Linked DNA regions of Homo sapiens: region 1 is linked to region 2. Evidence: chromatin contacts called from ENCODE Hi-C or POLR2A ChIA-PET data. All regions are on one chromosome and are shown on one strand. The core of a region is the stretch at or near the end of the contact, and the rest is flanking DNA. Distances in the headings are between cores, read along the strand shown. Region 1 overlaps LINC00841 (long intergenic non-protein coding RNA 841). Region 2 has its middle 19 kb from the start of LINC00619.

Region 1 (4,559 bases), core at 1,985-4,484, 140 kb after region 2:
GGAGCAGGGAAGCTCTCTAAGTCCCTGGCTTCATGCCATTCAACATGGCCACCAAGAGTGGCAGCCTTGAGACTGGCAGAGCAGGAAAGCCTGCCTACCAGACTGGCTGGGTGAACAGGGCCCTCATCAGAGGCACCCATTCCATCATTCACTTAAGCATCAAATATTTACTAAGTACCCACTGTGTGCACAGTCACCTGCTTACTGCAGGGACAGAGAGGTGGGGAAGGGTAGACCCTGACTTCAACCTCCCCACAGTGCAAAGAAGCAGATGCCCAGAAAATGTTTACACATCCAGATCTGGGATCCAGAAAAGGGAGCAGTCAGCCACATCACCCTTCACCTGAATTTTGCCGTAGCATTACTGTTGATTCCACGCCTATAATGTACCCTTTGCTAGTCCACCCTCCATGTTATCTCAAGAGTGAGTTCTCTAAAAGCACAAAGCTTAAATTCAACCTGACTTTCCATTAAAAGTGGACAGGACTGTTCAGAATCTGCTCCCTCCTCCCTGTACTCTGATGTTCTTCACCTTCCCCTATGACCTCTGTCCCTGCCTGCAGCTCCAGGAATCTGGAATTGTCCTGGCTGTGGGCACTGCTGACTGCCCACCCTGTACTGCTCTCCTGCTCTCTCCTCATGTCCCATTACCCCCTGCCCAGCTCTTGGGAGGAAGGCGGCTTGTCCTCCTTCTCTGCACGCAGCATCCCCTGCGTAATTGACCTGGGGTGGAGAGTCAGGCTGAAGCGAAGATGACTTCCTTTCTGTCTCACTGGTGTGGATAAGAGAGCTTGTAGCGTGTTGCTGTTGGCTGCCCTGAGACAGACCACTGGGGCCACAGCCCTGGGATGAAGCTGAGGGTGAGGACAGTGAAACACATGAGGAGAAGGCAGCTGGGTCCCTGGTGGAGGCATTAAGATGCTGAATGGCACCTCACCTGGAGGCTGACTTGGACTCGAGTTACACACACTTAGCAATGGTTTTTGTTACTAGCAGCCCAAATTCAATAGATGTTGTTCATGCCTCCAATGCCTGTGCACACTCTGTTTAGACACAGGGTGAACACGTGTCCCACATGGCTGGGGACAGCACTGGTTTATGCCTATTGTTTGATTATCATTGGTAACCGCATCCCCTTTCCCTCTCCAGTGTTCCAAATCTGGACAATGGAGTAGGTGTTTCTGCTGCTGGAATGAGGCTGCACAGACATCTGCCTGGCACACTCCTAGCCAGAAGCCTAGAGCATCGCCTCCCTGAGGAGGCTTATCCAGCCTCTCTCTACACGTCCCTGCTTGCCTGAAGGGAATCCCGTACTCCTTTGTAACAGCCCCTGTCATGTGGACATGCTGGTACTGCATGCACTAGACTGCACTGAAATAACTTATATTTATTTTTATTAGATTGTGAGCTCAAGGGGAGGAACCACATGGCCACGTGTGCTCAATAGATGATTGTTAAAGACATAAATAAATCATTCAAGATATATCATTTTCATATAGTAGGTAGGGCCCTCTGAGCCACAAGGTGGCCATGTAATAATTTACAGGGGACAGAGCCTGACAGAGCCTTGGGCTCCTCCTCCAAGGTCATGGGCACTCACTGACCAGCCAAAAGCCGTCAGTGGAGGAATCTTCTGACCCTCCTCGGCTCACTCAGCAGCCTGCAGGGTCTGCCCTCAAGAACCTGGCACGGTGCTCTGGGCTCCATCTGGCCGGGGAGCTGGCAGCAGGACAACACCAACGATACCCCTAAAGGCCCCCAGCTGCTTGGCTGAGGATTTTGTGATGCCTGAGCTGGGTAAGGGCTGTCCCCTACTTCTAGAAGCCAAGGGTCATTTCAATGGACAGGGCCCCAGGGTCCCCACTTCCCATCTCAAAATGAAATGCCCCTTTATTCTTAAGCAGACATCAGGCGTCCTAGAACTGAACTCCATTTGTTATTTCTTTGTTGCTCTTTGTCCTCGTGCACAGGCCTGGGGGCTTCCTTGAATAGTTTCTCTATTGGAAAGACCTGAGTAAAGGGAGGTTGCATGGCTGTAGGTCTTCATTCTGTGTCTCCAGAGAAGGTTCCGTGCAGCCATGTGCTGCCTTCCCTCCTGGGCTGCCCTGGAAAACTTAGTTTATCAGATAGTCCCACCATCCTAGAACAGAGAGGGCAGAGGGGACCCCAGCAAAGGAGATGGCTCCTTAACAAAGAATGTGGGCATCTAGACAAGGAGAGTCAAAAAGAGTCCCCAACATCCTCCTAAAGCCAGCACCACCAATGAGAGTGACACAACCATTGGTGCTGAGAAGCACAGCTTGTGGCCCATGGCGGGGCAGCTCAGCACCCGGAGAGGCCTCCTGCCCTGCCTGCACTGTCCATGGGTCCCATATGGTCCTGGATTCTGAAAGCCCAGAAAGGCAGGAGCTGGAGATTTTGCAGAGATCTGTCAGAAGTAAAATACACCTATCAGAATAAACGCCTAGCATCATAACATGTATTCGGGAAGTTTTCTAGCATCATCTCTGCACTCCCACCTGCTGTCTCCAAACACAGATGGTCCTGGGCCCTCAGCATCACTGACTTGGACTTCTCAACCTCTGTGTATTTGCCCATCTATTTCTATCCGGCAAAACCGTACCAAAACTTTTAAACCCAGTTGAAATAACTTCTCCTACAAAGCCTGCCGTCTACGAGCTTCCAAAGTGGAAGAAATTGGGATTTATTTTTACTCCTAAAAACATTGGACCTCCTTGACTACAGATGTTAGGATCCTAGAGCAACCATGTGAGTGTGTGTATGTGCGCATATGTGTGTGTGCAAGCCCTAGCGACTGTCTGAGATCCCTTGGGGGGAGGCACTGTTTTGTCCAGATTCCCAGAAGTTTCTCTGTTTTGTGGTCCATGCTCTGAAACATTGAATGAGTTGATCACTTGCCTGAGGACTGGAAGGAGACTGCTGGTTTCAGGCAGATGAACTTGAAAATTATGAAGAATGATCTTTTTTCTCTTCTGGTTTGGCAAATAACTTTAATTCTCTAATGGAGAGCTTTAATTGGAACCTTGATTCTATATTCAGAGGTAATGGGCTTTACCAAAAATGGATTGGAGCAGTTCATAAATTTTTCCCAAAATGTTAACATACTACGGGGCCGATAGGGGTTGTTTAGCTTGGCAAAAAAAACTAGCATTAAAGATTAAAATAACAACTTCCTGGATTCCTGTGCAGGCTGCTAACTTGTCCTGGTGTCCTTGGGCCCTGAGTGGACAGTCGTGACATCATCAGTAATGACCATAAATCAGCAAGAATCCCAACCTCTTCATAGTTCTCTTGCAAGAAGTTTGAGGGAACAAACAGGCAGAGTGGGTGTCAAGGAATAATGACTGATAACAGCTAACTTCCTGAGTGCCCATGCCACCCACATCTCCTGTGAGGGCTGTGCCTCGGTGACCTCTGTAACCTCCTTCCAGCCTGCGAGTGGCTGGGTGCCTTCCCCAGGTCGTGTGGCTGAGAACATGTGACTGTACTGGATTTGAGAGTCCAGGTCCCTAACTGCTTTGCTGCACCTTCTCAATTAGAAATAACCTGCAGAGGTTCCAGAACAGAGAGCTTGGCTGAGGCAGAGAGGCGTACTCTGAAGGTTCGGATCTCGTGTTCTTCACTCCAGGCCAGGGACCATCGTGCCCCAGACACAGTGAGGCTGGGCTCTGGAATAGGTCTAGACTGGGTCTGGATCCAGCTCTGTGGAGGGACAGGGTACCTCTGGGCTTGTTGTTCATGCCCTCAATGCGTTGGTGTCTTCATCTGTAGAATGGGGTCTTTATGACATTTAAGGGAGACACTTCATGTGCAGGGCTCAGCACGAAATCTGGGCTTGCGGCGAGACGGAAAAGGAGAATGGGGAGGAGGAGGAAAGGCAATCGTGGCTGCGGGTGTTGGCAGGGCAGGGGGCAGAGTCTGTCTGTCCTCTTGAAATTGCTCCCATTTCTGTGGTCCTAAGAATGTTCAAAGAAAGAAAAATAAGTATTTGCAGACAGGCCCTCAGGAATCTGCTCCCCATGACTTTCTAGTGGCTGCCCTGTCTTTCAGCGCCTTTGGAGCCTGGTGCCCAATTGCTGCTTCTCCTTCACTCTTCCCCTTCTGCCCGCCCTTGCCATCTCTGGGATTGTGGGCTGGCCACTCAGCTGGGTGCCAGGGCTGGTGCTTGGGTTTGTGTGGGGGCCCCAGCACCAGTACTGCACAAATGCAGCCGGGCAACAAGTACTCTGTCCCCTCTCCTGCAGCTCCGCTGAGTGTTATACCCCAGCCCAGGACCATCAGAGGGTGGGACCCTCTGGACCACTCCCTTAAGAGTGACCTGCTGGCTATGGGACATCGGGGCCAGGCCTACCTTCCCGCAAAGTCACAGGGATGTTTCCCACAACTGAGAGGGTTTGGAGCTCTTCCACCCAGCAATCCCTTTGACCTGGAAACCAGGGGGAGAGATTTATGGATCTCCAAGTTAATGAAGCTCAAACACCAGCTGCCTGGGCTTCAGTGGAAGGCATGGCCCTTCGTTCACTTTCTCCATAGCTCTG
Region 2 (4,663 bases), core at 201-2,700:
TTCCAAGAAAAATACTACATTTTAGAAAGTCATACGGAAGGAGTCATGATTTGGATTATATTTTACATTATATTATATGTGTCTTTTGTTTTTGTAACTTTATTTACTAACTCTGACTTTTATAATAAAGAAATTTTAGCGCACAATGAGAATATCTGGCATATTTGGAAGGCTGCATTTGGTAAGCCATTTTGGACTACTTAGAGCAGGGGTCTGCAACCTATGGGCTGATACTGGTCTGTGGCCTGTTAGGAACTGGGATGCTACAGCACGAGGTGAGTGGTGAGTGAGCATTGCTGCATGAGCTCTGCTTCCTGTCAGATCAGTAGTGGCATTAGATTCTCATAGGAGCATGAACCCTACTGTGAACTGCACATATGAGGGTTCTAGGCTGCACGTTCTTTATAAGAATCTAACTAATGCCTGATGATCTGAGGTGGAACTGTTTCATCCTGACCCATACACCCTGCCTGTGGAAAAATTGTCTTCCATGAAACTGGTCCCTGGTGCCAAAAAGGTTGGGGACTGCTGGCTTAGTGTAATTGTGACATAAACAAAGAACATTATTCCTGTGATTTTATTTAAAATGTCTGGCTCTCATATCACTGTGAATATGGTCTATTCAGACTATGAAAGAGTTAAGGTTAACATGAGATTGAAAATTTACTTCATTATAAAAGTTGGCTATGTTTACCTGCTTTCTATGAAAAAACTCAAATTAACCAAATATATGATTCCAAATATCTAGGCAATGCCCTTAGGTATGCAAAAGTGGATTTTTATAATTGCCTTACTCTTGGTTGGAACTGTGTAGACACATCTTTGCCTTGTCTACAATTCCACCCAGTGACAATGTTATTTATTTTATTTTATTTTTGAGACAGAGTCTCACTCTGTTATCCAGGCTGGAGTGCAGTGGCACGACCTTGGCTCACTGCAACCTCTGCCTCCCAGGTTCAAGCAATTCTCGTGCCTCAGCCTCCAAGTAGCTGGGATTACAGGTGAGCGCCACTGTGCCCGGCTACTCTTTGTATTTTTAGTAGTGGCAGGTTTTCACTATGTTGCCCAGGCTGGTCTCAAACTCCTGGACTCAAGTGATCTGCCCGCCTCAGCCTCCCAAAGTGCTGGGATTACAGTTGTGAGCCATAGTGCCTGGTCCCACTCTCAATTTTAAAGGGCTGTAAGTACTTTCGGGCAAGCACTATGCTGAAAGTTTTGTTCCAAATGCTATTGTTAATCTACTTTTCACCAATCTGATCTGCTCCATTAGCTTCAAAAGACACTTTTTTGTTTGTTTGGGTTTGCCTTTGATGGCCTTCTGCCTGCCACAAGCAATCCTCTAGAATATGGGCCTGTGCTTGGCTTTTCTACCCAAACATGAACAACCTTAAATTACTGGGCGACATTCATCGCCTCCTGCCAACTAGAGAGAGAGGCCCGTCCTGGTGAGAGTGGGACCTTGAGCTCCTCTCGGCCTTGCTTGGGCCTTGGTCCAGGAGGTTATGGGAAGAAACTGGTTTAGAAGCTGACCTCATGGGTTCGCTATTCTTATGTAACACTTAGGAAGAGCAGAGACCCACGCGGTTCAGTCCCAGAGCAATGTTGTGGTCAAGAGAACACAGTCCAGCTACCAATAGTTATTTCAAAATAATTCAAGCTCTTTGTTTATATTTTTTTAAAAAAGAAAAAAGACAAAAAAAGGAAGGGGTGGCCGAGCTGGAAACCTGGCTTTAAGTCCCCTTTGTTTCCCTTCAGGGGGCCCCTCAGGTGGGCGCCTGCTTGGAAACCTCTCCACCCTTCCAAACACCCCTTTCCTACCTGAATGTTCATTTGCTGATCCAGATTCTGAATAAATGAAGTCGCACAGAATCTACCTGGCAGAAAGGAAACTGCCTGGAGGCCAGAGCTGAGGGGAGGCCCAGAGCAGAGCGGGCGCGTGACTCCGCAGTGAGCAGGGAGGGCAGGCTGGGGACGTTCACCACCCAGAGCGCCTCTGCTCCCGGCAGCCCTGAGACTCCAGGCTCCCCTGTTCCTCCCTCCCAGAGACCCTGCCGGTCCTCCCCGCCGGGCTCCCTCGCAGCTCGCAGCTCGCAGCTCGGGGAAAGGGCGGGCTGCGCCCTCAGGACCTTTCTCAGCAGCCACAGCAGCGCATCCCAGCACCTCCTCCAGGAGCCCCGCCATCTCCTGCCACCCGGACTTTCCCCACAGCGCAGCATCCCCTAGTCCCTTCAGGGCTGGAACAGTGGTACCCGCAGACGGTGCAATAGGGAAGTCCCTTTTGCCTTTCCATGGAAGCTGTAGGGCGCTTAGAGCTGCTGGGGGAGGAAAAGAAAGAAGAAGAAGAAATACAGTAAGTGTGATATGGGTACAAAGAAACGAACATGCAGCTTCCGTGTGCCTAGACAGGAGCCCTGGGACATGTGCACTGGGCCTGCGTCATCGCCTGCCTTCAGCGGGCTCCAGACCTTCCAGAGGCCCCCCTCACCACCCGCGGCCCTCCTGAGGCTCCCCTCACCCCCACCCACCTCCGAGGCCCTCCCGAGGCTCCCGGGCTCGCGCTCCTCTGAGTTGCCTGCGGCTGACTCCAGGTGTGGCCTGGGTCTAGTGTCTGGGGGGGTCGTTCCCAACGAAGGGGAAGAAGGCTTTTCGTGAGCATGTAAGGAGTACATCCTCATTTTGTCTTCTCAATCTGTTCACCCAGCGCCTGTGACCCGGACCCAGCGCGCGACTCACAGACCCCGGCTCTGGGCACCCCTGGTGAGTGCCTTCTGCCCCAGAGCTCCACACAGCACCAGCCTGCACGCTCCCCCAGCTTCAGTTCATTTGCTGCTGTCCTGACAGGTCAGTCGCTTGAGCATCCATGCTGCCAGGTGACAAACCCAGTCACGCAGAGGTGTACATCCTTTAGCCAGGGTGACACGATGTGGAGCTGAATCCAAGTCCGGGAGTCTGGTGACCGTATCTGGGCTCTGACTGCGCAGCTGTCTCACAGTGAAACAAATTGGGGACTGGCCTTGTCCTGAGTGGCCTTAGGACGGTGCAGTGGCCTGCAGCCTCCTGTCCAGTCCCCACCATTGACAAGTGCATCGATGTCCCACAGCTGTGCCACTAGAGGCTGTTTGACTGTGGTAGTTTCACATGTATCTGCTTAGTCCTCTTTTGCCAGACTTTACGCTTTGTGTGCCAGTTCCAATTTAGGTAAAAATTCTGGATATTCTCGGTTATCCCACGTGGAGGAAGGACTGAGCAAACTCACATCCATCACCCTGACCAGGGCCTGAGAGCAGCAGCCTCTCCGCGGGCAACTCTGTTACTAGGACTCTGGGCGTGAGGGGAAGCGGAGGGGGCAGCTCTGTTACTAAGAGTTAGGGAACCCAGCGGAGCTCCACTGTAAGTGAATGTCTAGTTCGACTATATTTTCTTGTAGAATCATTAACTCCAAAAGAATTGAATTGAATGATGTACAATTCACAAACACACGACTTTACCATCTCACCAGAAACACTCTTACCACAAGGACACTAAGTTGATTCTGTAAAATGTGGGAAATACAATGCACCTCGAAGCCTTGCAGGCTCCTGTTTTTCTTTCCTTTTCTCTTTTTTTAGGATTAGAATGAGTACATGTAAAGTGCTTAGTGTAGGAGCTGGCAGAGAGGGTAGACACTCAATAAATAGCAGCAATCGTAAGTGTACAAAGCGGGTCATGTGCCTGGCATTGCCCCTCACCCCTGCCTCCCATTCTAAGCAGCCTGTTGAGCACTTGGTAATTCCTCACTTGAAAGAGATTATAAAGAGGTTTTTTTTTTGGTTTATATTTTAAAAGATTTTTTTATTGTGGTAAGATGTACATAATGTAAAGTTTGTACATTCACGTTGTTGTACAACATCATCACCATCTATCTCCAGAACTTTTCCATCATCTCAGACAGAAACTCTGTCCCCATTAAACACAGACTCCCCATTCTCTCCCATCCCTAGACCCTGGTAACTACCAATTCTACTTTCTGTCTCTCTGAGTTTGAGTACTCTAGGTATAGGCTATAAAGAGTTTTGATCAACACAAACCATAATAAAACTTAAACCTATAGAATTTAAGTAAAGAGTTGGTTTCTCCCATGTCTTCACACAGCTATCTCCCTTCACAAAAGTTTCTAAATCAAAGAAGGAAAGTAGGGACTCCGTGTCTCGGGTCTGCAAGACTTTCCCAGCTGTGAGATCGCTCACCAGCCCACCTTGAGACTCTTAGCTTCAGATCTTCCACTGTTCCACTATCTCCTCCCAGCTCTTGCTGCTTGTCCAGATGCTGCAGGATCAGCCGTGTCCCAAACTTGGTCCCACTGGGAAAAGGTGCTCAGTTTTTCCCAGCATTGCTACCATTTGCTTTTTCTGTTATTCCTCCCACAGGACATAAGCATGTACTCTCTGGGTAACAGAATGTTATTTCACATTGTCCTCAGTTAAACCCTGGTCAGTGCTTCCCTGGAAGTGACCAATGAATTCATCCAAGGACCAACTATCAGAAATAGACTTGCTAGAAATCATCATTTATGATTCAATTTCCAAGCAAATCAGGAATTGTGGATCAAGAGTGTGTCCAAAGTGTGGTGTTGAATTGTTACAGTCAGGTCAGACCTCTCATCTGATGCCTTATGTAATATTAT

Evidence for each region. Hi-C counts contacts between places; a loop is a spot of excess contacts on that map. ChIA-PET counts read pairs that join two places held with the same protein, here RNA polymerase II (POLR2A). Pooled maps may share reads with other maps.
Region 1: a map of tibial artery shows a loop between it and region 2 (2.0-fold over the local background). The contact joins two enhancer-like sites. A Hi-C loop is called at or near these places in 1 of 168 maps with a recorded cell type or tissue (tibial artery) and 6 of 50 pooled maps. POLR2A ChIA-PET finds 5 or more read pairs at or near these places in 1 of 52 experiments (activated naive CD4-positive, alpha-beta T cell).

Annotation. Positions count from the first base shown.
Region 1 is chr10:43,958,362-43,962,920 of GRCh38, forward strand. The region is part of intron 4 of LINC00841 (long intergenic non-protein coding RNA 841); the gene reads left to right. Among named protein-coding and RNA genes, the nearest start is that of LINC02659, 48 kb to the left of the region's middle. Within about 2 kb of position 3,235, at least 6 of the 41 ENCODE cell types and tissues checked have a DNase peak (open chromatin) inside an H3K27ac peak, as active enhancers do; they include tibial artery, where a contact is called at or near this core.
Region 2 is chr10:43,823,626-43,828,288 of GRCh38, forward strand. No RefSeq gene overlaps it. Among named protein-coding and RNA genes, the nearest start is that of LINC00619, 19 kb to the right of the region's middle. Within about 2 kb of position 1,451, at least 13 of the 41 ENCODE cell types and tissues checked have a DNase peak (open chromatin) inside an H3K27ac peak, as active enhancers do; they include tibial artery, where a contact is called at or near this core.